3 separate regions of the Mus musculus genome follow, and all the other regions are linked to region 2. The links are chromatin loops, found by intact Hi-C in ENCODE. Cell type or tissue: heart. All regions are shown on one strand. Links, peaks and the distances in the headings refer to the core of each region. The heading gives the core; the rest is flanking DNA. Region 1 overlaps Patj (PATJ, crumbs cell polarity complex component). Region 2 overlaps Patj (PATJ, crumbs cell polarity complex component). Region 3 overlaps Patj (PATJ, crumbs cell polarity complex component).

Region 1 (10,901 bases), core at 1,936-6,935, 67 kb before region 2:
AGTTAAAGGTAAAAGGGAAATTTTGGCAATGGTTGACCCTCTATAACTGTTTCTGCACTCCAAGGCTGGCAGTCCCTCTCAACAGCTATTCAGAAAGCACAGCCTTGAGGTAAAAGGAAACTAGAAGCTCCTGCTGCAGAGACAAGATCCAGGCCTCCTCATGGAGGGATCACGTGAACATCTACATCCTGGCTCTAGCTGAGCCCTCCCGATCTCTATGGGATCACTGCAGTGACGATCTCTACGGGATCACCGCAGTGACGATCTCTATGGGATCACCGCAGTGACGATCTCTATGGGATCACCGCAGTGACATGTTAACTGGGTTTCCCTCCTCAGTTGAGGCATCTTTCTTTGAGAAACGTTTGTTTTCTTTGTTTATGATATGTGAGTACGTGCTTTGGTTCCCAGGTGGTTTCAGGGATTGGATGCAGGCTATCAGGCTCTGCAGCAAGTGCCTTTATGGCAGGGGCCACCTCATACCTTTAACATTTCTACTCAACTAACCCTGGCCTGATCATCCCCCGTTCAGATGCTTCGGGGACCTCCAAGTGCCCACAGCATGTCACTCAGCCATGCTGGAGTTTAGAATTCTACTCTCTCTCATGTACCCTTAGTCTAGTTCCCCACAGTGTCTATTATGTCCCTTCATTCACCTCCTTCTCTACTCCCCATGTACTCTTCGTCCATGTTTCAGCTTCTTCTACCAAACCTTCTTTTAAACACACGGAGTCTCACTATGCCACCCAGACTGGCTGGGCCCATGGTTCTCTTGCCTTAGTGTCCACTGTTGGGAGCTAAGTGCTGCCACACACGGCAGTAGTAACACGTTTTAAAATCCACCCAAAAGGGGCAGTTGTGGCACACGCCTTTAATCCCAGAAGTTGGGAGTCAGAGACAAGCAGATTTTTGAGTTTGAGGCCAGCCTGGTCTACAGAGTGAATTCCAGGACAGCTAGGGCTACACAGAGGAACCCTATCTCGAAAAAATAAAACCAACCAACCATCCAAAAAAATAAACAAACAAAAAAACAAAAAAAAAATCCAACCAAGGAAATGAAATACACACTCACATTCATTGCAGCAATATCCACAGTTACAAAGGAACAGATCATCTAAGCTTTTGTCAATAGATGGCTGGAGGAAAATGAGGCTTATAGTACAATGTGTAAACCTACCTGTATTAATAAAAGTAATAATAATAATAATAATACTTTGTGATGACACAGGCAGATAACATGAGTAGATGAGTCAGGTATTCAAAGTACAATATCACATGATTTCACTTTATCTCACAGAAGCAGCGAGTAGTGCTTACGGGGAAAGAGTGGTGGAGCTGAGAGGATGTAAGTCAAGAGCTCCAAAATTTCAGTTAGACTGGGCAAATAAGGATAAGGTGCATAAAATTAGACTGTAATTAAAAGCAATGCCTGTAGTCTTGAAAATAAGAGGGTGGTTTTTTTATTTTTTAAAAAAGATTTATTTATTTATTTACTATATGTAAGTACACTGTAGCTGTCTTCAGATATCCCAGAAGAGGGCATTAGTCTCATTATGGATGGGTGTGAGTCATGTGGTTGCTAGGATTTGAACTCGGGACCTTCGGTCAGTGCTCTCAACCTTTGAGCCATCTCTCCAGCCCTTGTTTTTGTTTTTTTGTTGTTTTTTTTTTATTATGTGTTGAGTTAGGATATTGTTATATAGCCTAGGTTAGCTTGGAGCTTGTATGTAGCCCAGGCTAGCCTTAAACTCACTATTTTTACCCTTGGCCTCAATGCTGGGATTATAGGTATGCAGTACTCTAAAAGATTTCAAGTAATATTAGTGTGCACATGTGCGCCTACACACACACACACACAGACAAATCAACAAAAATATGTGAAGAAATGCAAGCTATTTTTTGGGTTAGCCATCTCATAATGTATACATATTCAAAAAACAATGTTGAATCTGGTAAATACATACACTTTTCATTTGTCAATTCAGAAATTAAAAAATTTAATAAAGGAAGAAATTCTATTTTGCTCATAATCATTGAACAGGGAAGGTTCCAGAAGCTGGAATGTGTATTCAAGGTAGTAATATGAGCACAACCACAATAAACTCTCAGTGTGTGCCAGGAACAGACTGAGCATTTCATAGTGCTAATTCTAACAGGATGAAGGTTCAGACTGCAATATGCCTGACTTCTGAGCTGTGCTTACACACTGCTACACAATGCAGTAATGGTCTCTCCGTGGTCAAGTGTGTATATAGAAATGCTGACAATGCCATGGAAATGTATAGCTGTGAGGACTCTTCCGACTTAGGACTTGAGTCTCACTATTCCCTTCTGATAGACTTAGAAGAGGCTTCATAGAGAAGACAGGCTTTGGGAGGTTAACTACCTTTACCAAGGTCACATGACCAACATGCAACTTGTAGAAAGAAAATTAAACAAGCCAGCACGACACAACAATACCATCACACGGTGATTCAATATTCTGCTGGTGTATTTTTTTCTGACTCTCCTAGCACCTAAGGGCCCAAAATAACTTGGCTGGAACTATGCCAGATGTTAGAGCTTAATAAATGTTTCCCAAATGAAGGGAGGAATGTGAGATGTCACTAGCGTACAATAAAAGTCAGGCCACATTTCTGTTGTCAGGTTCAACTTAACAATGGCATGGCTGTACTTAATATATAGTGTATGGTTTAAACTGGTTCTTCTGTCATCCACATACTAGGTTATGCTTGAAAGCCCACAGAACCACCTATGCATAAAAGCAGAGTGACTGCCATGTAGGCAAACAAGGGCAGCTTGGTGAAGAGAGCTCACAGTTCATGCCACCCAAAGGAAGGTGCCTTTCCAGAGGTGACAGTCACTAGAGCCACCAGAACAGAGAATGTAATTCAAATGGCAATACTGTAAAAGAAATTCTGGAGCTGCATCCTTAAAAATGGGAGTGGGGGTAGGGGGTGGGAAATGGGTTGGTGGTGCAGATAAATAGCTCATTGGTTAAGAGCACTGGGTTGCTCTTACAGAGGTCCTGAGTTCAATTCCCAGCAACCATATAGTGGCTCACAACCATCTGTAGTGAGATCTGATGCCCTCTTCTGGTGTGTCTGAAGATAGTGACAGTGTGTTCATAGACATTAAATAAATAAATCTTAAAAGAAAGGAAGGAAGAAAGAAAGAAAGAAAGAAAGAAAGAAAGAAGGAAGGAAGGAAGGAAGGAAGGAAGGAAGGAAGGAAGGAAAGAAGGAAGGAAGGGAGGAAAGGATTATGTAAGCACCTTGTTTGACTTAATTCTCCATCAACTGAAATGCTGACTCCAGCATACTGCATTGAGCTATTGTGATTAGGATCTTGAAAATTATAAGTGGAATAATTTCTACCTCATTAACAGCACACTTTATTTAAAAAGAAAAATCAGGCCAGGTGTGCTCACTTTTAATCCCAGCACTTGGGAGGTCGAGGCAGGCAGACAGACCTCTATGAGTTTGAGATTAACCTCCAGTCTGGTCTATATACGAGGATGAGTTCTAGGCTAGCCAGCGCGACAGAGTAAGATCATGCTTTAAAACCAAAACCCAAAACCAACCAACTAAACAAATAAACAGCAAAATCAGTCTTTAAATGCTCATAAGATAATGATACCCTTTTGAATGACACCAAGTTCCTTTTTCTGGCTAATTACTGATTCAGCAAGATTAAGACATAATAAAAAAATCTTTTTTTATAGGTGACTGAAAAAAATTTTAATGGTGACTTATCAGTTCAGTGATTAGCACAATTTTTAAAAATGAATTTCAATAGCTCTTAATATGTACTATAAAATTGCGTTAAAATTTCTCTAAATAACAGTTCTCTTGTGCTGAGTGCTGCCCTGTGGCATGAACTGTGCTAAGTCCTTCCTATACACTGATTCTTTCATCTCCATGACAGGTGTGTGGGGCTTGGTGGTCATGGTCAGGTATGCACAGAGGCTCATGGGTATATGATTTAGCCTCCGGGTTTCCTCTCACAGTTGTAAATAACAACACTACCTGAGTCTGGGTGCAAGGATCATGAAAGTAATACTGGAAGTACCCAGACAGGGCCTGGCACAGCTAGCAGCACCCTCAGTCACCTGTCATGTGAAACCCCCCATCAGGAAGCTGCAGATACCAGCTGGCCAGGACCACACTAAGGAAGGCGTGTGGTTGATATCTATAGCCATTCCCAGCAAAAGAAAACAGATGAAGCCATGGTGCTTTTACATAGCTTACTACAATCTGTGGTCTCAGTTATTTACTGGGGTCTCAACATATTCTGCAATACATTATTTAATCCAAGCAATAAGGCAGAAGCTATTGTTACTATTATTTAAAAAACTAGAATGTGGGTCAAAGGGTTAGTGCAACTGCAACTGTTCAGGGCTCCATGGCTCATGGACAATTGCAGGATCGGAACGGGTAGTCTGGCTGGGGGGAGGGGGGGCTGGCCCTCTGTCAGCTGTCTTCTATCTATTTCAAGTCTTTTCTCACCATTCCTACTACAGTCTCTTGGTAATACACACTGAACACAGGGCCTGATGCATACCAGAGACTATAATGCTATACCTTCAGAACCTTTGAGGTCTTAAATAAGTTAAAAAACAAACAAACAAACAAACAACCCCAACCAAACAAAAAACTACAAAAAACCTTAGTGTTAGCAAGACTGCTGAAATCTGACAATGAAGACAATGTTTATTGCTACAAATTTTTGTTTTGTTTTTTGTTTTTTGTTTTTTTAAAGACAGGGTTTCTCTGTGTAGCCCTGGCTGTCCTGGAACTCACTCTGTAGACCAGGCTGGCCTCAAACTCAGAAATCCGCCTGCCTCTACCTCCCAAGTGCTGGGATTAAAGGCATACACCACCACTGCCCTTTGCTACAAATTTTTAATTTGAAGTTTATTTGACAATAACTGGTGTGATGGTTTGTATATGCTCAGTCCATTCCAAGGAGTGACACTATTAGAAGGTGTAGCCCTGTTGAAGTAGGTGTGGCCTTGTTGGAGTAGGTGTGTCACTGTGGGTGTGGGCTTTAAGACCCTCCTCTTTGCTGCCTGGAAGTCAGTATTCTGCTAGCAGCCTTCAGGTGAAGATGTAGAACTCTCAGCTCTGCCTGTACCATGCCTGCCTGGATGGTGCCATGCTTTCTGCCTTGATGACAATAGACTGAACCTCTGAATCTATAAGCCAGCCACAGTTAAATGTTGTCCTTATAAGAGTTGCTTTGGTCAGGTATCTGTTCACAGCGTAAAAACCTACCTAAAACAACTGGGCAAAACAGATTAAAAAATGCAACTGGAATCAATTCTGATTTAATGGTGACTGATCTGGACAGGACTCAGGACACGGGGTCGGGTACACACCTCACAGAGTACATGTGAGGATGTTTCTAGAGATGACTGAGCTATGCAGTAGAAACTGAGGGGGAAAGTCAGAAACACCTTGAAACGTCAGCAGTACCATCCATGAGACTGAGTGCCCAGAAGGAAAAGGAAGAGGGAGACATCAGACCACAGGTGCAAGCGCCATTCCTCCTGGCAAGTGTCTATCACTGCTCCAGTGTGCTGAGGACATCAGAGTTCAGCTGCTTTGTCTTCCAATGCAGACTCACAGCAACAATTCTCAAGGACATGACCTTCAGCGACAGCCTGGGACTACACTGTAGTCCTCCTTGTTCTGAGCTTCCAGCTTCGTGGACTGAGCAGCTGCAGGGGCTCTCTGGACTGAGCATATACATGGCCATTGCTAGGTCATCCAATAGATCTGAGGAACTTTGTAACTCTGAAGAGTCAACACTAGTGAGTTGATTCTAATATATTTATTTAACACTGTAATCATACCTCCACAGCTTTCTATCTTAGGCAGGGAAATTTGCTAGTTAATAGATATGACGTAATTAAAAATCAAAAGGTAAGGTCTTACAGAAATGAGAAATCTATCGAGTGCACTGAGAACTGTTTCTTGCAATCTTACCTCAACAGGCGATGGAGAATGTGATAGCTCCGGGAAGGGAGCGACGGCCATCTGACTGACTGCATCTTCGTTTCTGTGAAATGGACAAACAGGAAGAGTCAGTACTCGAAAATGGTTAAGTTCCTGACTCAAATTACAAGTATTTCCTTTGTTTTCAGTTAAAAAATGTGCACACAACAGCACAGGTATGTGGAGAGATCAAGCATGCAAAGCTATTACACAAAGAAAGGTGTCACGCTTTTAAGAGCTACTCAGATATAATTATTAGTGACACAGAATGATGACTCTGGGAGTTAGTAAACCCATCTTAGAATGTCTGATGTTGTAGAAGATAATTTTAGAACAGTGTCAACTCTTTCGGCGCCACCATGGCATGTCAACTTTTAAAACTGTGCACAGCCTCTAGGTCCTAGTCATGTCTCCAGTGTTGTGTTCTTTGAACTGCAAACATTCCCAGGCTTCTTACTTGGCTTCAAACTTTGCTCTGTCAATAAAGGATGTCAGGGTGTCTATAAAAGGCCCTACATGGCAGACTATGAGGAAGAGTGATGGATGGGGATAGCACAGCTCTAGAAAGATCACACCTTGTGGTTATGTGGATGCTGGGTGTCATCTTAAATGAGCAGAGCATAGAAGAGCTAGAATCTAATCAGCAGGGGAAAGGTACACAACCACCTCTAAAATACCAGTTCTGATCATGTGGCTCATTTCTATCATGTGACCAGCAGACAACAGGCAGTACTGTGTAGGAGATCATGACTGTCTTACACTAGTCACTCATTATGCAAGACCAATATAGCTATGCTAAGATATATTTATGTGAAGTCTTATCTTCCACAAATAAAAGCAGAAAACTCACAAAGATGCTTTCTGTTTAGCACACAAAAGCTGGTGATGAAGTTCACTGTAAGAACATTTACACGAAGCTCTGAATTCAACCCTAGCACCAAGAAGGGGGGGAAATTAACCTAAGACCTGATATGTCTTTTCTCATAGAAAAGTGACCTGACTAGGCAGCTGGGCAACACGTCCACTGGCCCATGCCATTCCTGCTTCAGACTTTAGTCATGTCTCTACTTCTTTGAAAAGCCTGTCGTCGTACTGTTTATAAACACCTATGCATACTTCTCCATATGATTTAATAATCTCAATGAGATGAGCTCCACTAACAAAGGCCACATTTATGTCTTCTACATCCAACCCGGTCATGTCCTGAGCTCACTATCTGCACATTTGACTCTCCACTTGAAGGGTCACTACTACATGTCTGACAAGCATTCTGAGAAAAACAGAATTCACTATTTTCCTAATTCTCCAGATTGTTCTATAGCTGATTCACCTGAGTACTCACTAAGACTTGCCCTCTTGCTCAACCAGGAACTAAGAGTCTTTGAAATTTGCTGCCAGTCATAGTTTTACACATATATAATGCACTTTGATCACATCCATCCCTATGATACTCTCATCCCTTTCCCCCTGCCCTGAACCTCTTCTTCCCTGAAAGTTCCTCTCCCACTTTCCTGCCCATGTCAGCTATATTTAATAGGGTCGTTTGCATGAGTATGGCTGGGAGCTAAGAGTCTTTCTAGAAAAAAACAACTCATTTCTCAGCGGTATTTCCAATCCATGAACAAGACTCATGACTCTATGTTCACAATGTATCTTAAATATTTCCACTGCTACCCATCCTACCCCTTGTGCTGGACACCACCACTTCTCACCCTAATCAAAGAAAGCTCTGTATTTGATTTCCGGTTTTATGTTTCTCAGAATCTGCACTGCAGGCTACTCTTCAGCCAGCCAAGTTATTGTGGTCTTGATAGATAAATCTGATTATAGTCATAACCACCCCTGCCTCCTCCTCTTTATCATCATCTTCTGTTTTGAGACTGAGTTTCCTGTGGCCCAGGCTGGCTTCAAACTTCCTATTAGAGAATGATGACCATGAACCTTTGACACTCCTACCTAATGTGATTATACTTCTGTTCTGGCTTTAAATCATCTTATGGCTTCTTATTCCATTGAGGAGGCAGTCTACTGTGTACCTCACGGGGGAAACCCAGCTCTAGCTGTGGGGCTGTGAGGAAATCACTCTTCACAGTCTTTGTTCCTAGACTGTTATGAAAGTAAACTGGAGTATCAGAATGGTGAATATTCTTTGGGAATTGAGGTGGAGTGTAAAGAAGGGGTGGGAAGCCGGCTAAGTTGGTAAAGTGCCTCCCACACAGTCATGAGGATCGGCGTTTGGACACCCAGCATCCCAGACAAAGCTTTAGTGCAAGGCTCCTAGCACTCAAAACATTGCTGCACATATACTCTGTGGTCATGAGTAGTTGTCTCAGGATATCTGCTTAAAATCTAATGATTTTCCACAAATTAATATGACTTCAATGACATTTAAAGTCCACTGATTTTGTGGAGAGTGGCATCCTAGTGACTTCAAAGAGAAAAGACACAGGAGAAGGAGCATAGAAGGAAAGGGCTGACACAGCAAATGAGCAGTGGGCCACAAGACTTCTGGAGTCTTCACACCCTCAACAGTCTGAGAGTCTCCTCAAGAATCAAACCTGTTTGCTCTAAAGATCAAGCTTTTGAACAGCAGTGAAAGTTAGGCACCCACATGAAATACAACCTAGAGTTGCAATTGTTTGTGTTTTTATAGTTATCTTAAGCACTGCTAAAGAGAGATGCTTACGTGAATTATTCCAGGGTACATACCCCTGTGTGTATGGCCTGAAACCAGAACAATGGATCCTACCTATATTCAACGTTCATATATATTGTGCTCTAGTTTTCTTTCTGTTGCTGTGATAAAAGCACTCTGATCAAAAGAAATTTAGAGGAGGAAGGGATTTATTTAGCTTAAGCTTCCAGGACATAGTCCATCACTGAGGGAAGTCAGGGCAGGAGCTCACCCAGGAATCCGAAGCAGAAACCATAAAGAAATGCTGTTTGCTGCCTCATGCTTAGCTAGCTTTCTTACTAGCTCAGAACCACTTATCCAGGGATGATGCTGCCTACAGTGGTCTAGGTCTTCCAATATCAATTAAGAACTAGAACAATTCCCCACCAGGTTAATCTAATCTTGGAAACACATCAATGGAAAATCCTTTCTCAGGTGTGAAAATCCCTTCAATGCTGTGTTGAGCTGACCGTTAAAGGTAACTAGGGCACACGGATATCTAGGATGGTTTATATATCAGACACAGTGAGAAATTAACAAACATAGAGGTGAGACCTTATTTCTTGGGAATGATAGCTGCTAGCTGGTCACCTAGCAGGAGAGTATGCACGCTACAGTGTCTACTGAATAAGTGATCTGAGAAAACATGAAATGGAAGGCACTGTGATCAAGCTAAGTCCTAAGTGTTCCAACCTGCTTCCGTGACTTAATGACAGTCTTCTGTTTGTAGCCTGCCAGGAACCAGCACTTCCCCATGTGAAGGATAGTACTTGGTATATGTCCAGCTCATAGGCAGTACCTGGATGGTATATGAGACCTATAATAGATAATGCAAACAACCTGTCTCAATATGAGTGGATGAAACATATAGGTACCTTAGTTTGGGCCAACCAAATTTTCCATCTCAGAGGCTCAAATTTTAGAGCAGATACACCGAACTCAGTAGTGTGCCATCAAGGTACTACGAAAGGGAATCCTCCAGTTAATACAGAGCTCAGGAACCTCCCAGTGCTGATAACTCTTGAGGTGTGCTGGTGCCTTCTCTTTGGAAGTCTTAGTGGTTCCTTTTGATAATCAATGAGATATCTCTATAATCTCCTAAGGGTGTCTTCTCCTGTTTTTTTTTTTTTTTCCTAAGACAGACTCAAATTCCCCAGGCTGGTCTCAAACTCACCAGCTGAGAATGACCCTGCTGTCACCCACGAGTGCGGGAATTACAGTCTTCCATCACTGTCACTAGTTCATAGAGTACTGGGATGAGAACCCAGGGCTTTGTGTATGCTAGGCAAGTACTTTACCAACAGAGCTATACTCCAGCCCTGCTTTCCTTTTAACTTAAGCTGGTTAGAGTTTAATTGCTTGCAGTTCAATGATATAGCTCATCTTATTTTGAATATGTACATCTATTTGACACATGTTTATAATACAAATATAGAAATGAATAAAACATGATTCCCATCTTGATGATATTAGCAATTAGTGAGGAATATAGCAAACAAACAAAATTACAATTGTAGAATTACTACCCTGGGGCTGTCAGTTTGTTGTTTCTCAATAGGATATTAAGAACACTACCAATTTGGTCTCTTATTTGTAGAATATTGTGTGTGTGTGTGTGTGTGTGTGTGTGTGTGTGTGTGTGTGTGTGTATATATATACATGCATACATATATATATATTATACACACACACATATAGTATGGCTGGAAATGGCTGGAAAAACAGCTTAGTGGGTAAGAGTACTTTCTTGCTCTGTAAGTAAAAGGAGTTGAGTTCAAATCCTCACACAAAAAGTTGGGTGTGGCTGTGCATGTCTGTAAACATAACATTGAGGAGTAGAGAACCGTGAGAGGTCACTGGCAGGGCAGTAATCATCTGGCCCAACTCAGATGGTGAAATAGCCTGTGTTAAGGCAATAGAGTAGTGAACATTACTCTGTGTTGGGTAGTGGAGCAGCAGGAGGTGATGTATGTGTGGTCATGTATGTGTAGCTGTATGCTTAAATGCACAGGCCAGAGCAGCACACAAGCAAATACTTGCACCACACACACACAGAAATATATGGGCACTGGTAAAACTGAGCAGGATGTATTTATGCAGAATATCATGAAGGCTGGGAATTCCTCCCCTTGTACACATGACTGACAGTGCAGACAGGTCAGTGAATTTACTTACATGATCAGCTTATGTTATATGACACAGCTGACTTCAGGATAAAGGGAGATTAC
Region 2 (10,901 bases), core at 3,077-8,076:
GCATATGGGGAAGGCCTGTGTCCAGCCTCTCAAGAGTGAAATTCTGAGAGCTTCGGGGGAGCTAGAGCTATCTGATCCCCTAAATCTCTAGGTCTGAAACTTGAGTGCTCAGCTTCATCAACAAAGCCAAGGAAGAAGACCTTGGTGTTGGGGTTTGGATTTGGACCCAAACCCAGCTCTGCCAGTAGCAGTTAAGAACTTAGGGCTGCTTTGATGAGCCTTACTAGAGTGTCTCATATGTAAAGTGAAAACCATAGCAATTCTGAACTTGGATTGCTGGTGATTGTGTAAAGAAACACTCCCAAGCATGTCTGATAGTGGCCCTACTTCCCTCCTGGAATTCACTCTCTTTTTACAATGCTGGGCCCCACATCTGTGGATTATCTGTGCTAATCTCACCCACAGTCTGCAGGTGGTCACACTTTCTTGTTCTCCTTACCTGGTATCTGTTCCTGGGCTAGCGAGCTACTTAGCTTCCTCCATGTTTTGACTTTGCCTTCATGAAACTTCATAAAACAGAAGTGAAATGTCCCACTGCCTATGGAGGGTGATGGGCCACCCTTTGAGAACTATTCTGTTCATTGATAGATTCTGGAACTTCTGATTTAGAATTTAAAAATGCATAAAATGCATACAGGGAGACTAAAGACAAATTCAACTCTTACTACTGGGAAAAGCAAAACCTAGAGAACTAATCTCAGACTACCGCTGCAAGCCACAGACACTTTGCTCACAAGGGAAGTGGTAATTAAACTTAAGAACAGGTTCTGTTGCTATGCAATCCAGATTATCTACCTGCTACAATGTCACTTGTTAAAGAACAATCAAAACAAGGGACTAAATAACTTACAAGTTATTAAACATACAACACAGCACCTGACACTGAGGAAGGAAAGCAATGAACATGAAAAGGAGATTTCAGCAGCTCTACACGCCAGAGTAACAGTCGCAACTGACACAGAAGACAGGCATTCTTTTATAGACATATCAAAACTTTTCCAAGTCTGGTTTTCATGTCTGAAATTCCCACTTGTGAGAGGGAGTGCTACAAATTCCACCTGGGCTAAATAGTAAGTTCCAGGCTGGCATGGGCTACACAGCGAGACACTGTATCAAAACCAAAATGAGCCTGGCGGTGGTGGTGGTTCACACCATTAGTCCCAGGATTCAGGGAGGCAGAGGTGGGTGCATCTTTGCTTTTGAGGCCAGTCTGTTCTACAGAGTGTGTTCCAGTACAGCCAGGGCTACACAAAGAAACCCTGTCTTGAAAAACAAAACCAAAAGAAAAAAAAGAAACGAAGAAGCATCTTAGTGTTCCAGTTATAGCCATCAGATGCCAATCTCCCGTTTATTTTTGTAAATTATAAGATTGTTGCTTCTGAAATTGTGATGGCTCCCACTCCCAGGATACACCCACATCTGTACTGGATTTGTTAAGATTCACGGTAGCAGATACTATAGGATACTGAGCACCCGAAGAAGACATAAGAACTACTGAGCTAAGAGCCAAATGAGATCCAAGACACCATGAATAAAATACTAATGACAACAAAGCATGGAAATAAGAAATGACTCGAAGTACAAGCTTTCCAACTTTTGCCTAAATGTTCACGAAGCCACCAACTTACCCATTTCCATGCAGCTAACATCAGGAGACTTGCTACCTCTTCCCTAAGCGCACTAATTTTTCCGTGAAGGGAGAGACATTTGCTGGCGCTGAGAGGGAGGTCTGGCTGGTGCTGCTCTGAGCCTCACACAGCGAAGCACACCCATCAGCTCATGGCATGCCTCCATTGCTGTAATTTTCCCAATTCAGTCTTACTACCTTGAATGGGAACCTTCAATATTTAAATGTAAAGTGCTGAAGAATGCCATGAATGCTTTTCATGGATGTTTTACCTATAAATTAAGACCAGTAATTTATAAATTTACGTGAGAAACTATAAAGAAAATAAAGCATATGAAGCACTTAGCAAAGTATACAGAAAACCTTTTGAAAGGGGAGAAAGGAAAACTAGGAATTATATTGCAGTGTTCTAACACACAGGCTCACTGGGTGAGCTACAACTCTAATCTCCAGTTCAGAAATCGCTTTAGCTTGTCTCAGGATACAGGGTGAGAGCACCCTTCTTGGTTCAGTTTCTCTCCTTTCTGTCCCACTGGCCACAGATGCAGCGCTTCTTGGCTCTTAATGGACTTTCAGTTCCCTCTGTTGTTCTCTCTTTCCCTCCCTTCCCTTCTTTCCTCCTCAAATGCCCCCATGTCCAGCTTCTCTGTCTCAATGTATAGCCCAGCCTGCTCTCAAAATCACAAGACTCTTCCAAATGCTGCACTGATAAGCATGCACACTTTTCACACAGTCTGGCTCACAGGGACTCTAATTTAGACAGGATCATAATAGAGTCTGTCATGCTTATGTCTGTTTAAGATACCAACAACCTGCCCACTCCATGAAAACTAATATTAACTGAGGGCATAAACAATGGACACAGTATGTGACTATGACATTAGACATACTTTGGAATTAGGGGCTGGAGAGAGTGCTTACTGCTCTTGCAGAGGACCCAGGTTTGGTTCCTAGACCTAAATCAGGTAACTCACAACCTCTTAAGACTCTAGATCTATGCTCCATGGGTAGTTGTAGGTACATGGTACGTATAAACTAATGAAGGCACACACACACACATATGCACAATAGACATATGTACATACATAGGTACACAAGTAGGTAGGTAGATAAGATGTAAAAAGACAGAAGATTTTTTTTTTAATATTGAAGCTATTTGCTATAAGATCTTGAGTAGTTAACCCTGAGTAGAAGGATTTGGATATATTACATGCAGCACACACATGCTCCATGACAGCTCACATTTATAGTTGGTCTCAGTTCTAAAACTGAGTTCATATATTATTGTGATTAAATGCAAAGAATATGAAAATTCCTAATGAACGCATCCATGCAATGCAGTTTCCAGAAACTGAGACTCTTACCATGGCTTTGAAGCATAAACAATGGCAACTTCATGGCAGTGAGGAGATTTAAATGTACTTATAATTTGGATTGATTTCAAACAAACAAACAAACAAACAAACCCCAAAACATGAGAACTAAAATACAAACACACTGAACCAACGACTTAAGGAGTCTGGAGTGAAGCAGGCCGATCCACCAGGTTCTTGGTCATCCCCATAGTTTCTTGTCAATGCAAGTTTGACAAGATTGTCAAACAATCATTTGACAATGACAGCTATCAGAAAGCAATTCCAACTGCATAAGAGAAACAAATCCAATGAAGGCCGTCATCCCTCTGGGGAATGTGTGACACACATGTTTAACAGTTCAGATATTTCCTGGAAACTAAATGTACAGATTGGATAATAGGTTATGCAGGACCTTCATTAAAATGCCCAGAAGTGATGTTACAGAAAAGAGCAAGTTTGTACTCAGTTATCGTGAAAGAAGAGCCAGGAGTAAGGTGTGCTTGCCTAAATTGAGACTGCTCCATGTGTCCTGTAAGTGCAGGAGAAAACCTAATTTGAGTCATTCTACTGAAAATGAAAAGAAAGTCACGCTGCATCAGACTCTGAGTAAACTGACCCGTAGATAAAGGGACTCATGAAGACTCTTATTGGTTCTAAATATTGTACATTTTAACCAGAAAAGAAGGAGCTCTGGTTCTAACATATCAACATTTTAAAAGTCACACAGATGCTCTTACTACTGAGAGTCTCCTACTGTCAACTGAGCAGTAATTTTCAGAGCATATGTTTAACAAGGAAGTGGCTGGTGATGCTTGCAGAAGCTGAGCCCCCCAACCTAACGACTCAAAGGTGCAGGCTCAGATGGTGGAGACTGAGAGCCAGTCCCAATGATCAAATACTCTTTTAGGGACTATTTACAGGTTAGGAAAAGCAGCTTTCTGTGTGCTGCTCCGATTCCTTAGTGATACACTGCTTTCACCTACATCCAAAATGCTGATTTCTCAGCTTTAGAATTAATCAGAATTCCTTCATTCTAATGTAAATACCTTTCTCCTTTCATCACAGTGAAGCCACAAATAATGCTAATAAATGCCCAGGAGATGCGCTTCTCAATCATCACGGTGAAAGGCAAGCATGCTGCATGCACGGGGTGTTAAAGATTTGGGTGCAGAAACTCCTAACGCATTCTTGACAGTCTGATAAAGTGCCGTATTTTCTAAAAGCCCTCTAAGGCTGCCTCCAGCTAAAGGTGCTGTGAGGATTCCAGCATGCGTCCACCTTGCTCATGCCCAAGAGCCCCTACCCTCTCACTTCAGAGAGATGCCTTAGCTTACTCCTGTTTAGATCATTAAACGGCATGCTACTCTGCACCAACATTAAAGCAGCATTTGACTGCATGTAGCAAGACCTGCAGCTCTCGTCAGCAGCGGAAGCCTTACCTGGGAAGCCCCCGTGGACCATGCTGCAGGACTGCTCTCTTCAGGGTTGCTGCATTCCTGACAGGAAGATGCTGGAAGCAGCTCCACTCTCTCCAACTCTGTCCTCTCTTCCCACGACCTTGGGCCTCTATTCTTTTTCCCTCCGATTTTATTCTTTTAAAGGGCAACCTGCCATTCTGTTCCTACCATGGGAAACAATCACTGAAGCTCATTTCAATCTCTCCCTCAAGCTAAGAGTCACATCTGCCAGTAGGTGAGAGCTGCCTGCAAGGTCTGCCGGCAAAAATCCCTGGTTCTCCAGTCAGATCCTTGGATGCTGCAGGCTGCTGCTGGCCCTGACGCTCGGTCACCCTGCATACTTAGGGACTGCATGCTGCAGGCTGTGACACCAGCCACCCTGTGCACACAGGAAAGACAGCTCTATTTCAGAGCAGGCGGCAATACAAACACAACTATTTATTTTGTGGCCAGCTTCTATTGATAACATGTTAATGTCCCATTTTCCTGCTGAGAGGCAGTGCTTCGGGGGACAGCATCTTTCCCATGCAAATTAAAGGCAGCTATGGATTTAAGCTTGCCCCCAGTTCAGAAGAGTCACCAACATTTCTCTTCCTTATTGCTTCCAGCACAAAATCAGGTTTGCCACAAAGCAATCAGTCCACTATAATGCCTTAGTTATGACTCACTAGTGTCTCTGACACTTTAAATACAATTCAGCTTTGGGATGAAAACTTAAATGGGAACAAAAGTAATTCATAGAAACTGTTTAAAAAAAAAAAAAAAAGCTAAACCCACTTCACCTGCCCCACCTTGCCCAGCCCAGCCCAGCTCAGCTCAGTACACCTAACCCACATATGGCAATGTGCAAAGATGTCTGTCCTTTACATTACAAGCCAAATCTATCAGTCACTTCAGTGTTGTCCAGCCTTTCTGTATAAACTATAGGTAAAACAATCATTACTGCATCATAAGCCAAGCAGCGAAAGAGTCAGGAACACACAAGGCAATTTAAATGTAGCTTAAAGCTGCTCAACAATTCCACTGTAAAGTGTGTACTTCTGTTAAATTCACCTGAACTACAGCAAGGGCTGAAGCTTAAAACACGGTCACAGTTCAAGAAAGCTAAAAGAGGAAACCAGTATTACCAGCTTCTAATCATATAGCTAGGGTATAAACATTACTTATTTCACTTAATTATAAATAGGACAAGTCCATAAAAGGGCAATTAACTATGTAAGACATAAGGAAAGCCATTCTATAAAACTAAAAAAATTAATCTTAACCAGTACTCTTATATTTTGCATTATCAAAAATAAAAAGGGTTTATGTAGCAAAAGCTGGGTGCTACTCATGCTGCCTGCTATTGGCAGTGAGTGAGCATTCTCCAAGCTCCATGCTTGGTCAGTAAGTACTGTTGGCTACACTGACATCTATTGGTGAGGCAGAGATCTACCTGAATGCACAGGGCACTATGGGGGATATGACTGCACAAAAGACCTCTGTCCTCTGTTCACGGAGGTAAGCACTGGGTGCAGAGCTTAAAAGTGACACCTGGGTCTACCTTTGCTTCATCAGCACCCTGTTTTGTGATATGGGGCAAATTAATGACTCTTGGTCTCAGGATTCTCAGCCACAGAATTTGACAAGCCTCAGGTGCGATTTGCAACACTGAAATACCACACACCCCCGGCACACACACACACACACACACACACACACCCTTACAGAAGACAAGTGACTTTCTTTCCGTTCTCTGGAGCAGCATGCTACTTGATTTCCACTCCTTTAATGGAGACCTGTTTACAACGTTATCTATCTCTTACATGCATAGTATTTAATTCATACCTTGTTATGATTTAAATATCTGTGTTAATTACAACTGTACATAACAAATGCAGAAGTCAGTGATTTTAATACCTTTAAAGAGTTGCAGTGGTTTGAATGGGGAGTGCCCCCCATAGGCTCAGGTATTGGTTCCCAGTTAGTGGTGCTGTCTGGGGAGGTTACCAAACCCTTGCTAGAGGAAGCCTTGAACTGAGGGCAGGCTTTGAGAGTTTATGGCCACACTGGACTTTTAGTTCACGCTCTCTGTTCTCAGCTTCCTGGGATTAACCCATGCTTTCCTTCTGGTTATCTGCTCTCTTTCTCTGGAACCAAAAGCCAAACACACTCTTTCTTCCCAAGTAGCTTATGTTCATTACAATGTATCAATTTTAGAACAAGCCTCAACATTCCAGGAAGCCATGCGCCATCTAACCACATGTAGCCCATGGAGACTGGAGGTGTTGATGTGTCTCTTCCCACGCAGACAGCCCTACAACAGTCAGTCAGTCAAGACAGTGGCACAGGGCACAGCTCTACACAGCATGGGCACTGGAAGGTAGAGTTCTCTACTCTCTTCTATCTTCCACAATTTCCAAACTTTCATTTACAAGTCAAAAGAATTTTAAGTTCTCATATTAACTAACAGTATATTTCACTCAGGATCTGGATTAAAACCATGTTACTTTTCTGGACTGCTTTAGTGATCCAAAGCCCAGGTGTGAGGCAAATGCGCAGCCGCTGGCTATCCTAGCTGTTTTACACTTCTGACTGCAGTGCCCCTGTGCTTTCTAACTGTTCTATCATTAGGAAATGTATAACCTTTTCTTAGTGGACAATACTGACAAGGGGTGGGCGTGTGTGTGTGTGTGTGTGTGTGTACATGCATAAGGTATGTCTGCATATGGTAGCCAAAAGAATTTTAGATTTACAATCGTTGGGACAGACAACTGCATCATCCGTTTCTGTCCTTATGTTTTGGGAAGAGTGTGGGGACTGAGCTCTCTGTCCTGCTAGCTTCCTCGGATGAGGGCACTAGTAAATGCCCCGATAGTCTTCCAAACCTGACACGGATTTTGTTTGTCTGAGACAAGTTTTTCATCCCTGCATGAAAACAGAAGAATTTCCTGCAAAACTATTTTTAAACACCAAAAGTGCATGTACTTGGTTTTATATATGCACATTAAGAACTTTTGAGGACATCTGATATGGAACAACTAACTGCTGATAAGCAACCTTTGGGGACCAGTTTAACAAAGGCACATCGAGTATTAACTACAGAGGCGGCAGCTGTACAGCTCTTACAGAGTGTCAATGGTGTATCTGAGTTCTAGTACACTAAGTTTTTATCAGTTTTCGCTTCTACACTTATAAAATATTTGAACTCTCAGTAACAGTTTTGTTAATAAACTTCATTTCCATAAGCCCAGCATTCAAGAGGCTGAGACAAGAGAATCAGGAGTTCAAGATCAGCCTGACCTACATAATAAGACTATTTCAGCAAAACAGAGCAAATCAAAAATGAAACAACAAAATACAAACAGGAATTGAGGCACAGCATGAAGCTGTAGTGTCTGATAATCTAGGTTGTATAATCTGCATAAACCAGGTCACCATGTGAGGTTATCAGTATGTTTCACAACTGTAATACAGTGCTAGGTAAGTATTCAAGTAAATAACACATAACTGGTGCCAAGCAGAGACTAGAGAAGCCACATAAATACATTATAGCCCATAACCAACCCAGGAAAGGGAAAACCAAGATGAAAATGCAAACCACAAAGACAATTCTATCCTGGAATGATCATATCAGGAAAGGGAAGAATTCCCACCAGGATAGGATGGGGCTGCGTTTATAGCTCTGAAAGCTAGGTAACAAGAAGCAGCCCAAGAGCAGTTCATTGTATGTTTCTAGCAGCTAGGCTGCCCTTGCCAGCCAGCAGCTGGGGTGAGGTGGGTGTAAGCAAGCACAGAAAAGAGTCAGGCTGCTAGGCGAGATGCTACGGCACTGCAGGGCTATACCCAGAGACAAAGGGAACAGGGACTGTGAGGGGGAGAGAGTTACCTTTCCTCAGAGTTGAGAGCCCTAATTGGTTACCCTGAAATTGTATTCATACAAGCAACACTAACTGGATTCAGAAGGCTATATTTATATTTATGCCTACATAGATATGTAACAATAACAATAAAAAAGGAGGTGATGATTTTGAGAGGGAAAGAAGACAATGAAGGGAAGGAAGGAATGATGTAATTATATTGTAATCTTTAAAAAGTGAAAGTGAGTACACAGACACTGGACAGATGCTGAAGCCAGCAGGAAAGGGCCCCTGTGCAGCAACACAGCTCTCGGCCAGCCCTACTGTCCCACTGGGGTCAGAGACCCTCCGTCACACACATCTCCACTATTGAAATTCAATGTACCCACCAAAAAATAGGTTCTGTAGCCACTCACCTCCTGGAACATAAGAGAGTTTAGTAAGGAAGACAGATAGATATTAATCTAACAGTTCCACTGAAAGCTATACTATGCTAAGTGCTATAAAACAGTAGGTAAAGGACATGGGCTTTAGCCCATATTACTGGGCTAAAGAATCAGGTGCAGCTTCCAAAGGTGACAAGGAGTGAAATAAGAGGTCTAACAGCCTTCTGAATATCTAATGGGAATGCATTCGAAGCTTCAAGAAGAAATACGCTACATACTCTGTCCTCAACAAACCTTGGCCTGCCAGCATGTTGCTGTAACTATGTTCACTGGCTAGTTTTATGTCAACCTGACACAAGCTAGAGTCATCAGAGAGGAGGGAACCTCAATTGAGAAAATGCCTCCTTAAGATTTGGCTATATTTTCTTACTTAGTGGGGGAGGCCCCAGCCTGTTGTGGGTATTACCAACCCTGGGCTGGTGGTCCTGGCGTGGTAATACCCACCCTGGGCAAGCCACGGAGACCACGTGAGTCAGCAGCACCCCTCATGGCCTTTACATCCGCCTCTGCTTCCAGGTTCCTGCTCTGCATGGCTTCCCGCCCTCACTGCTTCTGATGAGTTGTTAGAACTGAGATTGAAATAACTCCTTTCTCCCCAAGTTCCTTTGGTCGTGGTGTTCCATCACAGCAACAGTAACCCTCACTAAGACACTATGGGATGGAGAATGAGGGCAGGGAATAAACATGCATCTGTCTTACTTGTCATGAAGGAAAATAATAAACACCAGTTTCAGGTCGGGGAGGGGAGATAGGAGACAGTAGGGGCTTAAACCAAAACTGAGACTAGAAACTACAGGGTCAGCCTTGGGCAGGGCTTAGCATTTCATTTTGTTGCAAGGATTTAAAAGGCCTGTGGGAAAAATTAGGACATCTTTCTCACAGCCAAAAGCAAATCTGAGTGGGAGACAGAGAAGTGAAGGCCAGAAACAGACCCAGACGTCACTATGGAATCAGTAAGCAACCCAAGTCCTTGGTGTTTCTGGAACCCTGACAAACCATGGTTTTCAGTCTTGGTACCTAAGGCTGTCCCACACTGTTCAGTTTGCTTTCTGGTGACCTGATCACAGACCTTTAAAGCTAAGTGAAAAAAAAAAAAAAAAAAAAAAAAAAACATTTCCTCTTAAAAGTTGACTTTCCCAAGCATTTTCTCAGAGGGATGGACAGCTGACTCACACAGTTAAGATGTTGCTACATGGCACAGTCTCAGTGTTTTTCAACTATCTGAAGACTGCATGAGCTACGCATGCCTAGATCCTTGTCCCAAGGATCCTATCTTAGGCTCTGAACCATTCTACTTAACATGGTCTTATACAATGCACTGGTTTTTCTCATACTACCTTTAGTATCTTATTTTCTATTTAATTTTTACTCCCACTGTACTCTACTCCATGCTAATTATTATCAAATGAGCTGATTGCTCGTCCTATCTCTCCTTCATTCGAATGTCAGCCAACGAGAAGAACATTCCCTGCCACTTTCCCACTACATCTCGACAGAATTCACCCACTATAGCATCGATTCAGTAAACCTTACCTCCACCAAGTCCAGAACTAACCAACCAATAAAGCCATCTAGTGGGCTTTGCAGCCTTGTGTATGTCACGTCTGTGAACTTTCTTATAAATCAGCACTGCCATCAGGTGAACTGAAGACACACACTTGCAGCTACAGACCTGGGCAAAGTTATTGAAGATATTTCATAAATGAAATATATTTTACTGGGACAGTAAGAATGAGATAAACAGTAACCTGATTGACTTTTAGTTTAGGGAGATGAGCCATATAATAAATTAAATTAGTAAGAGTTACAGAACAAAGAGAAAACCTATGAGATCTATTCTAAAGAGAGCACAGAAGGCCAGAGGCTTAGGTTGCAGGTATGCTGTGTGACTATCCTGCACTTCTGGAGATCAACAGAGCAATCAGTGGTGCATAGGATGGGAGAGGTGTAAACACTGAGAATGACAAACATCACAGACAAAGGAATGGAGAGAAGAGTCTTAGAGAAATGGATTTGCTGGAGAAACCACGAAATAGAAGTTTCTGTAGTAAAGAGAAATGACAAGTCTTTCGACACTTAATGTAAATCAGTGTCTCTTGTTCTCACGGCTATGTGCCTGTGGGTGTGTGGCATACATGACTTGGGGAAGAGGATGCTGTCCCTCATATCTTACAGCA
Region 3 (10,901 bases), core at 3,721-8,720, 77 kb before region 2:
GATCTTCCCTGAAATATGTTTGCAAATCTTATATGAACCAGGTATTTCAAGGCAGAGACGAGGGTGTTCCTCTGATCTTGGCAGTCTAGCGGATGGAACCTGAAATGGTAAGATGAGCTGCCAGCTTCCTCTTGAATTTTCATGCCTCGGACTATGTAGGTCAGTGAAAGTTAATTTCAGAAACAGCTCATGGTTTCCCAGGCATGAGCTTTGTACCCTATAACTTCTAAAATCAACACAAAGAAACTCCAGGCTAGATGCTACCTTGAGCTCCCTGCGTTTTTCCTATGTGCATGTCCCTGTGCTAAGGGTCAGAAGGACATTTTATGACAGGATAGCGACAAATGCCACTGACTCCATGGGGAAACACAAGCAAACCTGAAATAACCTAAGAAAACTGAGCAGTGGGAAATGCCACAGAGGCTGCCATGTAAGCCAGGCTGAAATGACATGTGTCACTTGGCACACAAGCTGTACCATGAACTTTCACAAAACAGAGAAAGAATACAGGGCACATCTATTGGGGTCATTTTGAGTGGGGTAACCTTGGGATATTGGCCACACCCTAGGATAAGGCTTGTGATGAAGATGAACAGAACTTCTGTCACCCTAAGCCTGTGGAGGAAAGCTTTAAGGAACGCATACGGAAGAGGACTTGCACAACGAGTCAAGAAAGGTGAGTCTTTTTTACTGCCATCTGTGTGGTCCTTTCCTGAAATGCATTGTTGCACACTCTGTATCCTGAACACTGCCATTGCTGTCACAGATTCATATCCAGCCTGTCACTGTCCACTCTGGACTGCCCCATCTGCCATCTCATCTTCACATAGCAGCTACAAGGAATATGTAGCTGACCCTTACAGCCCTCTGAGACCATCTTTGAGTCAGCTCAAAGACCATCTTTGTAATGTGACCTGGCTTCTGCTGACTTCTCCAAATGCTTGCATCTTACCAGCTGGACACTTTCAGTTCAGCAGATTATCCAAGGTTCTAAGACCACCTAGAATCATCTCCCTCTTTCTCTCTCTCAGTTTTCTTTATTTTAAAATTATGTGTATATGTATATCAGTGTGTGGTGGGGTATACACACATAAGTGTAGATGCCTAGAGAGGCTAGAAACACCGGATCTCCTGGAGTCACTTAATATGAGTGCTGTGACCCAAACTCGGTCCTCTGTAAGAGCAGCGTGTATTCTTAACTGCTGAGCCATCTCTCCAGCCCCTCCTTTGTTTCTTTTCTGCTCCATTCTCAACCGCAGTCAGCCTTTTATGCTTACATAACACAGAACATCTATGCTTCAGCCACCACAAATGGACAATATTAAACACCCACACACTAGAAACAAACCTTGGCTATCTATACTGAACACATATAGGCTGCTTGTCATTATTCCATAAACAATATGTACAACTGTGTATGTACAATAATAATATCAACAGTATAAGAGCAACCTATACAGTATTAGGTATACCAGGTGAGTCAGAGATGTCCTAAAGAAAAGGGAGAATGTATATAGGTTATAGCAAACACTTCATCATTTTACACAAGGCACTTGAGCATCTAAAGAATTAATATATTGACATCTTGAGAGCTAATGCCCACATAGAGAATAAGAAAGAATTATATCGACATCTTCAAATCTCAATCCAGATATCCCTAGATGAGGCCCTCATTCACATGACCTGTGAGCACCAAGGACTTCTAGTTCTTAGCTCTGATCAAAGTAGGAATTTCAATATAATTGTGATGCATCCATCATAAGAGTCAGTGTCTGCTTACTGCCAGTGACAGATCCCTAGAATCTAACACCCTTCCCAATCCTGCCAGCAATTAATGTGGGGTTCCAGCTCCTCCGCACCCACAGCACCTGCTGTTACCTGCTGTGTTGATGATAGACTTTCTACTGGTTGCAAAGCCACACCTTACCACGGCTCTGATGTGTGAAGCCACATCTCACATCTCTGACATGCATTTCTCTAGTGCATTTCTATTGAGCATCTTCCACATATTGACCCCTTATTTGTATATATTTGGAGAAATATCAGTGCCTTTCCCCATTGTTTACCTTAGTTATCTTTTTATTATTTATTGCAAGGTGGCTGTTTAGGATTATTTTGTTATTAGTAACAGCATGGAGGAAGAGATGGCTAAGGAGACAGAAAATGTAAATTAGCTTTACAGAAAAGCAGAAAATTATGAGCCATGACAGGATCTGAGATACAAAGGCAGCAGCCAATACAGAGGTCAGTTATAAGAATGCAATGAGCACACCCCCTTCAGTCAGTCTTCCCTTTCTTTCCCACCTAACAACCACGCTTCTAAACATGGGAGCCTAGTGTTAGCATTTATGCATCGCAAGCCCTTTAAAAACACAGCCAGGCATGGTGGTACATACTTATAACACTCCAACTCCCCAAACCCCAAAAGGTAGTCAAAAAATTTAGAAATAAGGTCAACCTAGACCATAGGAAGATTTCTGGTGGGTAGACAAAAGCCACCATTCCGCAGGAGCTTGTGAAGTTTGTTCCCATCTACCAAAAGGAGTCTCTGGCAGAAGGAACATATGGCTACCTTGGGAGCCTATCAGCATATCAAACATCATGCTGGCCTCCAGGGTCCTCGGTATCACAAGTACTCATGACACAAGTCCACGTTAGCATCCTGCCCTTCTTACCTCCTCCTCTACCCTAGCCTCCCTCCCGCTCACAGGCTCCCCTCCCCAGCTACTCATTGTCTTGATAGCCCTGCTATTACCCATATGCTTGCTCCCTCTCTGCTTCTCTCACTATGTTCTCTCTAGTCTCCATCCCTGGCTGTTCTCCCTTCTCTTGCAGATGGCCATGGTCATGTCCAGTCTGCTGGTCATGTTTAGTCTATATCATTCTCTCTCTGCTCTGGGCTCTCCCAGATGCCTCTGGCTGGTCTCTAATAGCTACAATAAAAGCCTTTTCCACCATACCATGGAGCAGTAATGTCATCAGTTTATAGACTGGAGATTCCCTACCTTTGCCCCACTTCTATGTGAGCACTAGAGACCAAATTCAGGTCCTCATGCTTGCATGGATAATGCCACCCTCCAAGCCATCTCCCTAGTCCCAAGACCACATTTTTTTTTTTAAAGACAAGGTCTCATTATGTAGCTTTTGCTAATCTGTGTACAAGGAACTAAACCTAAAGCTGTATAGATCTGCCTGCTCCTGTCTCCTGAGTGCGTGGATTAAAGGCATGTGCCACCACAACAGGCTAAGGCCAAACTCGAAATATTTCATACGAGAGCACTTATATTATGCTAGAAAATGTGTCCAAATTCAGGCTACCTTTCCTTTCTCAATTAGACCACGCATAGAATCCACTAGAAATGGTGAAGAAAAATTTTAGAATATCAGAAAATGAGGAAGATGGAAAAAAGTAAAGGGAGGAGAGACATAATAAGATGGGGAGTCCAGTTATTCTTAGGTAAATTAGTATCTAAGAACAAGCCCAGACTAGGCACACATGTAGTACACACACACTCTCTCTCTCTTTGTCTCTCTCTGTCTCTCTCTGTCTCTCTGTCTCTCTCTCTCTCTCTCTCTGTCTCTGTCTCTGTCTCTGTCTCTCTCTCTCTCTCTCTCTCTCTCTCTCTCACACACACACACACACACACACAGACTTTTAAAGTGAAGCTTAATAGTTCATACCTCTTAGGTTGTCTGAAAGTCATCTCTCACTATTGGGGCCTAGGAGCAGAGTGAACTAAAAATGGCTCCTCTCTGCAGCCTACAGGAGAGTCTCGTTGGTACTATCAGACTCTCCCAGACATAAAGAAATGTTTCCCTTTCCTTCCTATTTCTTCTAAAGATTAAACTGGGCCTGCTACAAAAAATTTTGTTGCTTTTAAATACCTTTTCTCTAATGTATCCACAATGATACAGTTTCCCGAAGAGTTAACTTGTATTTAAATGCCTGGACTTTCAGTACAGACATTCATTCTGTCTCTTGGAAGAGGAAGAGGAGTCCTCATGTATTATTATTGTTCCTTTTGATACTGGGGGCATCTTGAGTCATAAGGAGATTGGCCCAACTGGGGTTTGCTACAATTTCTACTCTTGTTGAGGATATACCTAATTAGAAATAACCTTACCTTTATACCTGAACAAATTTGTTCATTGTTGGGGATACAATCTAAGCCAGTTCCAATACATTAGCTTTTCTAAAAGTTGAAGGATGGTAAATAAATGGATGACTTCTCAAATTCCTTCAAGTAAAATAATACCACAACCAGATTTAAACTCATGTAAGGGTCGAATTTCTGGAGATCTATAAGACACTGTGAAACACAGGGACAGGGAAAATCCCACATTTCTTTGTAACAATTGTAGCCAACTTTGAAGTGATGGGCTACAATGCAGAAAGGCAGGGACACATATTGTCCATTGACCTATGTAAGGAAATTAACTTTGTGTTCTTATTTATAAAGGAATTGTCACCATCTTCATGGATACAGAACACAGCAGGGAGCCTGGTTCAAAGTAGACAACAAAGTGTCCTATCCCCCTGGAGGGAGAGCCACAACTTCTCTCATCTGATAAAGTTCTAGTTCATGAACAAGTAGGTGTCTTTTACTCCTGTATTAATAGAGTTCTTGCAGTTCAGACTCTGGAAATACCCAGGGGTGAACTGAATTTGAAGGAGTGGCTGGCTGTCACTTTAGTCCTGGACAGTACAGTTCAAGCATGGTGGGAGAGACCCTGTGCTTTGAGAACTTGTCACTTGCTGAGTGGAAAGTTCTTCCTGTCTCAGAGTTCAAGGTACCTAGTGACCAAGATGGCAGGCAAAGAGTCGTTCCTAGGTGGTAAGAAATGCAGGCCCTGTACCCCTCCCCTGTACCCCTCCCTGGGCCAGGATAAAGAACAGGCAGGATTCTCACCGGTTTGGAGCTTTCTGGTTCAGGCAGGTGTTTAGCATCCACACTGCTCTCCTCTTCACTACTGACAAGTTCAGTGCCACCCAGATCCTATGGGACAGTAAAAGGCAAGCAGAAAGATGTTATTCTTCCTTCACACTGTGTCAGACCACACACACACTGGTGCAGAGTTCCTAATGCCTCATTGGGCACTGTTTCTGCCACGGTCCTTTGTAAGAGAAGGCCAGCAGATGTCTCTGTCCATTTGCTTTACTAGGCATTGATTAGTGCTGCCTGCTTTCAGTATTCCTTGGGAATGCTGGTCCCTGCTGTCTGTTACAGGCACAGGATGGCAGTCTCAGGTCAGATCCCTTGCTTTTGTCAACAATCTGTCAGGAACAGAAACCCAGACCCTGGAGTTTGCTAGTTCTGGTAAGGAGTCAAAAGGCATATGAACTATCAGATGTCTGTTCAGTTCGTTAGCAGAAACAATTCCTGCTCAGTACTCCCTTGGTGGAAGGAGAGAACCAGCTGCCTTTGTCTCCTGACGCCCCCCCAACACTGAATAAATGCAAGAAAAAGTAAATGAATTTTAAGTTCTTTTGAGTAAGGGTTGATTTAGCTTTGACCTAGGTAGCTCTACCTTTACTAAGAGGCAAATTCTACTTTTGTAAGACACAGGCAATTTTTTACAGAAAAATCTAACAGCCTACTCACATTCTATTTTTAGGCTGTTATTGTTAACTTGGACCTCAGAGTATAAACATTAAATGAATTCTAAGCCTCCTCCTTAAGTCTAGAGACTCTAAAGTCATGGGACTCTGTAGCAAAACCGATTTTCTTTTTAAAATGTCTTTCTTTGGGCCAGACAGTTGTGGTGCACGCCTTTAATCCCAGGGAGACAGGTAGGCAGATCTCGGAGTTCTAGACTACGTTGATCTACAGAATGAGTTCTGAGACAGCCAGGGCTGCACAGAGAAACCTTGCCTCGAAAAAACAAAAACAAAAACAAACAACAGAATGAAAAAAAACCTTTCATTGTTTCAGTTTTATCCATTTATATGCTACATGTCAGTTGTTTTTAACCCCTGGTTTCTATCTCCCCTTCCATTAAAACCTTTCTTGTCACAAGTCCCCTCCTACTTTCTGTCTTTTTGTGTGACCCACTGAGAGTTTCAGGCCTGAGCACAGGTGAGAGGTTATTTACTGGAACAGGGACAAGAAAAGGACACTTTCTTTACCATAGATGGTTAACGGTTCAAAGCCCTTCAGGGGAGGTGGGGCTTATGGACCTTCCCCTGACTCCTGATCTGTGATGAAACCCTGACTGGTCCAATCCTGTGCAGATATGATGATCAGTGTGGTGAGTAATTCTCTAAGTGGTGCTTTCCCATAACTGTACAAAACAAGTATAGAAACATCCAACAGCCTCCACAGGACAAACAAACAAAAAACAGTCAAGAAAGCCTGATATATACTGCTATGAAAGAGGATAATACACACACACAGTGTGGTTACAAATAATCATAGCACCGATTAACTAAAGTGTTCTCAGTTCCTTATATTCTGCAACCGTATTATAACCATTCAAGCACTATATTAGACAGTCTGATGCCCTTCTTTCTATTTTTCTTGTATGTGGATAAAGTCTTGACATAAGAATGCATTAAAGGGACTGGTTAGATGGCTCAGTGGTTAGGATCACTAACTGCTCTTCCAAAGGTCCTGAGTTCAAATCCCAGTAAGCATATGGTGGCTCACTATAATGAGATTCGATGCCTTCTTCTAGAGTGTCTGAAGACAGCCACACAGTATTTACATATAATAAATAAATAAATAAATCCTTTTAAAAAAAAGAAAAAAAAAAAGAATGCATTAAAGACACATTCTGTGTGGGAAAGCTATCCTGTACAAGTTACACCCAGTACAAGCAATAAGCCTAAAACCCTGCCAGCGGCAATCTCTGGTTAAATGTCCAAACTGGTTCATTACACCACATATATCAATTGTTATTCTGAACACTATGTCTGGTGACAATGCTCTTTACCCCATGGAGTCTTCATTAGAGTTATTCACCCAGCCAAAATCTTGTTAATATGTATGACCGATTAGGCTCCACGTCAAGTTCTCCTACCAAGGCATCAGTATTGGGCCTCAGCCTCACAGAACATAACAGCTGTTTCTGTGACCAGGGAAGTCTTACAAGTGCAGCTGCATTTAGGATTCTCGCCCAAAACCACAGTTGTTTGCCGTTAAAAGCTTCCCTCCGCATCTGCCTTGTGAATTGTACTCACTGTCCTATTTTATCCTGCTCCTACTTGATGCTGGGGCCAATAAGCAGTGTAGCAACCTGGTTCTTCATGAATCCATTTTTCACGGCTTAGCTAATCATAAACAATCTAGTTGGATGGTGATATGGCCTTTGAGTGCAAGAACTGTCAAACAACTCTGGAAGGACCAAGGCCAGCACCAACAGTCTAGAACACTCACTCCTGGAATTCTTGATCTCAGCTGAATGCCCTGGCTAGTACTGTGAAGGCTCACTCCCTCAACCTTCCACCAACACCTAAGAGAATGCACAGATTTGGAGCAAGTCCTAAACGACTTGAATGTGACATGTGCTGGGACTGAACAATGAAAGCTTACTGGGCGAAGCCCTCCTGAGCTGCTGCCCCTCTGCTGTAATAGTAAAGAGGCTTTTCTTGGGTCTTTTCTATTTTTACTGTTGTGGACTGAGCTGCTCACCAGAAGAGAGAAGCAGAAGGAGCTGACACTGGAGTGGTTTGTGGGACCAGGCTGAGCTGTAAAAGTGGAGAGGCATCTGACTGCTGAAGGAGAGATTGTTCAAGAGAGTAGCCAGGACAAAACAAAGGGAAACCGAGGCTGGAAAGGTGAAGCTAGTGGAGTTTTGATAAAAGGCTGTAAAAAGCCAGGGAAGAGAAACTGCTAGCTCTGGCCACTGCAAGAGTTCCAGAGAGCTAGCAAGCCTATGTAGCAGGAACTGTCTACAAACAAACAACAAAAAGCTCCCAATAAAACAAGTACTGGGGTATTGTCACCTACTACAAAGTAATGTTTCAGTAAATGATAGGCCATATACAAAGCAGGTTCCTTCCATATGTCTTAGGGTTTCGACTGCTGTGATAAAATACCATCCAAAAGTAATGCTTACACATCTCAGTCAAGGTCCATCACCAAGAGAAGTCAGGGTTTCTTAAGGCAGAAATCTGGAGGCAGACTCTGATGCAGAGGCCATGGAGGAGGACTGCTTCCTGCCTTTCTCATGGCTTGTTCAATCTGGTTTCTTATACACTCCAGGACCACCTGTCCTGCATAGCACTACCCACAGGGAGCTGGGCCCCCTCACTTCAATCATTAAGAAAATGCTCTGCAGGCTTGCCTACAGCCCAATCTGGTGACGACATTTTCCCAATTAAAGTTCTTCTGACTCTAGCCTGTTCCATTGCTGTAAAAACAAGCACATGTATCACACACATTGATGGTGACACTGGTGTAAAGAAACTACAGTACCACCAATCACCTCAAAGTGCAGCATATACAGTTACATAATGCATATATTTGATAACCTGCTGAACGACTACTTACTGATTTATGTACCCAATATACTATACTTCATATTGCATTATAAGAAGCTCCTCCAAGACAATGTACTATTCTGACAGCACTCTTGCAGCTCCTGTTTATGGTTTCTCTAGAGGGTATCACCTCCCCCTCCATCATTCATTAGCATCTCTTTTGCATCCTCATTATGTATGCAGGAAATCTATCTGAGGAGACTGAAAAATCTTTGATGCCAACATCTGTGCTTCTTTCATGACCTTTGTCTGATGCAAGTATTCAGTCCACCTGGGTCTGACTCACTTCAAAGGCCATGTTTTAAGATGCACTATTGTCCACCTTTTAACATTCTCTTCTGCTTTTAGGTGGACATGCCTCCATTGAGGAGGATACAAAAGCCAAAGCTAGATGGAGAGGAGACCAAAACCCAAACCAACCAAATAAACAAACAAACAAAAAAACACACGAAAAAAGAGAGGAAACACCCGAGGAATTGAGAATGGCTGAAACAAGACATGAACTTACTTTTTCTAGGCAAGCTAAAGGTTATATAAGAGTGTCTGTGTTTAAACAACACAAGAACAAAATTGTAACTTCACTGTGAGGACAACATGGCTCACACAGCGAGAAGCCTTTATAATCCCCCACTTGCCAAGAACCCAAAACATGGCAAACAGTCGGAGACAGGAAGGGGAAGGAGGTCAGCAGCGGGACTCTAAGGAACAAGGATCCCTGGTGGCTTGAGGACCATCTGGCTGAAGGAAAGTGGCTGCTGACCGGGTGGATGTCCACTTCTCGCTTGGTGATCTTCAAACCACCTGTTCCATGTGGCTGGCTTGGCTGAGCCTGTGCGCAACAACTCCCCCAGAAAGAAGCAAGTCAGTACCATAGATGAGGAGATGCAAAGGCAGTGCATGTATTAGCACAGCAAAGATGGTAAAGGTGTGTGTGTCTGTGTGCACATGCGTGTGAGCGCATGCATATGTGCATGCATGGATATGTCTTACTAAGGACAATTTTCCCACACTTTCTAACATTCTAAACTTCCCTTTGTCTCCTGGGTTCCCTAGGAATTTCCAAATTAAGGTGATGATTTTTTTTTTTAAAGTTAAATGTTTTAACTTTTACTACTACTACTACTACTACTACTACTACTACTACTACTACTACCACCACCACTTAAAGAAATGGGGCCATACTGGGCTGGGACTCAGGCCTGAGAAGTTCTCTTTTTGCAGTAAATGAGAACAAATACAGAGACCCAACTGGACAGTCCACAGAGAGTGAGGGGACCTTGGAACACTCAGCCCTAAATGGGCTGTCTTCACCAAAGCTCAGGAATTTGTGAAGAAAAGGAAGCAGAAAGACTGTAAGAGCCAGAGGGGACGGTGACACCAAGGAAACAGTGTCTTCCAGACACAACAGGACTGACACATATATGAAATCACAGAGACTGTGACAACATGTAGAGGCCTGCACAGGTTCAAGCCAGATGGCCCCAGAAGCTATATCTCCAAGTGACAACCACTTGCAAAGAAAAATTAATTTTTTCCAATGGAGTCTAACTGGGTATATAAACCACATTTAAAGACAGGCTCCATGGCCAACATACAACAAACTCATTGGTGATTTTTGTAGATTTTTTTTTTTTAATGAAAGTGGTCTATTGCTTGTATATCAGGGTTCCTGGTTTTCTGTTTAGATGTTTTTTTGTTTGTTTGTTTGTTTGGTTTGGTTTAGTTTTTGGTTATTTTTGAGACAGGGTTTCTCTGTGTAGCCCTGGCTGTCCTGGAACTCACTCTGTAGACTAGGCTGGCCTCGAACTCAGAAATCCACCTGCCTCTGCCTCCCAAGTGCTGGGATTAAAGGCATGCGCCACCACTGCCTGGCTGTTTAGATGTTTTTGCTTTGTTTTGTTTGTGTATCTGTGTGTGTTTCTTGTGCCTTTTTTGGGCTATCAATCCATCCATCGGTCTGCCCATCTGCCCGTCTGTCTGTCTTTCTTCTGGTTTGTTTCCTTTTCTTTCTAAATAGAGAAGCCCTGGAGCTGGATGAGTGGGGAGGATCTGGGTGAAAATGGGGGAGGGGAAACCATGATAGGAACAGTGCATGAAGTTTTTTAATAGTTAAAAAAAAAGTATGAGTGTATGTGTGAGCAAAAGCACGCACACAGGCAAGACAAGAGCGACCCTGGAGCCCACCAGCTGGCGTGCTGGGCTGGTCAGCACTGCGACGACAGTCAAGCTCTACCAGGTGCAGCTATGACACTGGTGCTAAGATCCGAACTCAGGCTCTCATGCCTGTGCAGCAGGTGCTTTATTGAGTCCCTCCCCAGCCTTCCAACTCAATAATTCTTGAGATGGTCTCCATACATGGCCTAGGCTGTCGCTGGATTGACACCCCTTGTCTCTAGACCTTGAATACTGGGGCATGTTC

Evidence for each region. A loop is a pair of places that touch in the nucleus more often than their neighbours do. Peaks named below come from ENCODE experiments on the same cell type or tissue, not always from the same donor. Only the 100,000 strongest peaks of a DNase experiment are listed, where the experiment ranks them.
Region 1: it touches region 2 in a loop (2.7-fold over the local background); 7 of 42 quality-filtered maps call a loop at or near these places.
Region 3: a loop joins it to region 2, with 2.3 times the contacts of the local background. A loop is called at or near these places in 7 of 42 quality-filtered maps.

What each region holds. Positions count from the first base shown.
Region 1 is chr4:98,606,230-98,617,130 of GRCm38, reverse strand. Patj (PATJ, crumbs cell polarity complex component) reads right to left here. Exons shown (of 44, transcript NM_172696.2): 30 at 5,991-6,063. Among named protein-coding and RNA genes, the nearest start is that of Gm40210, 32 kb to the right of the region's middle. In heart, for the core only: no CTCF peak of the experiment used is centred there; no DNase peak of the experiment used is centred there; H3K27ac peaks cover 925 bases.
Region 2 is chr4:98,540,525-98,551,425 of GRCm38, reverse strand. All of the region lies in intron 27 of Patj (PATJ, crumbs cell polarity complex component), which reads right to left. Among named protein-coding and RNA genes, the nearest start is that of Gm40210, 34 kb to the left of the region's middle. In heart, for the core only: a CTCF peak has its summit at 5,847; no DNase peak of the experiment used is centred there.
Region 3 is chr4:98,617,699-98,628,599 of GRCm38, reverse strand. Patj (PATJ, crumbs cell polarity complex component) reads right to left here. Exons shown (of 44, transcript NM_172696.2): 31 at 4,911-4,997. Among named protein-coding and RNA genes, the nearest start is that of Gm40210, 44 kb to the right of the region's middle. In heart, for the core only: no CTCF peak of the experiment used is centred there; no DNase peak of the experiment used is centred there; H3K27ac peaks cover 1,678 bases.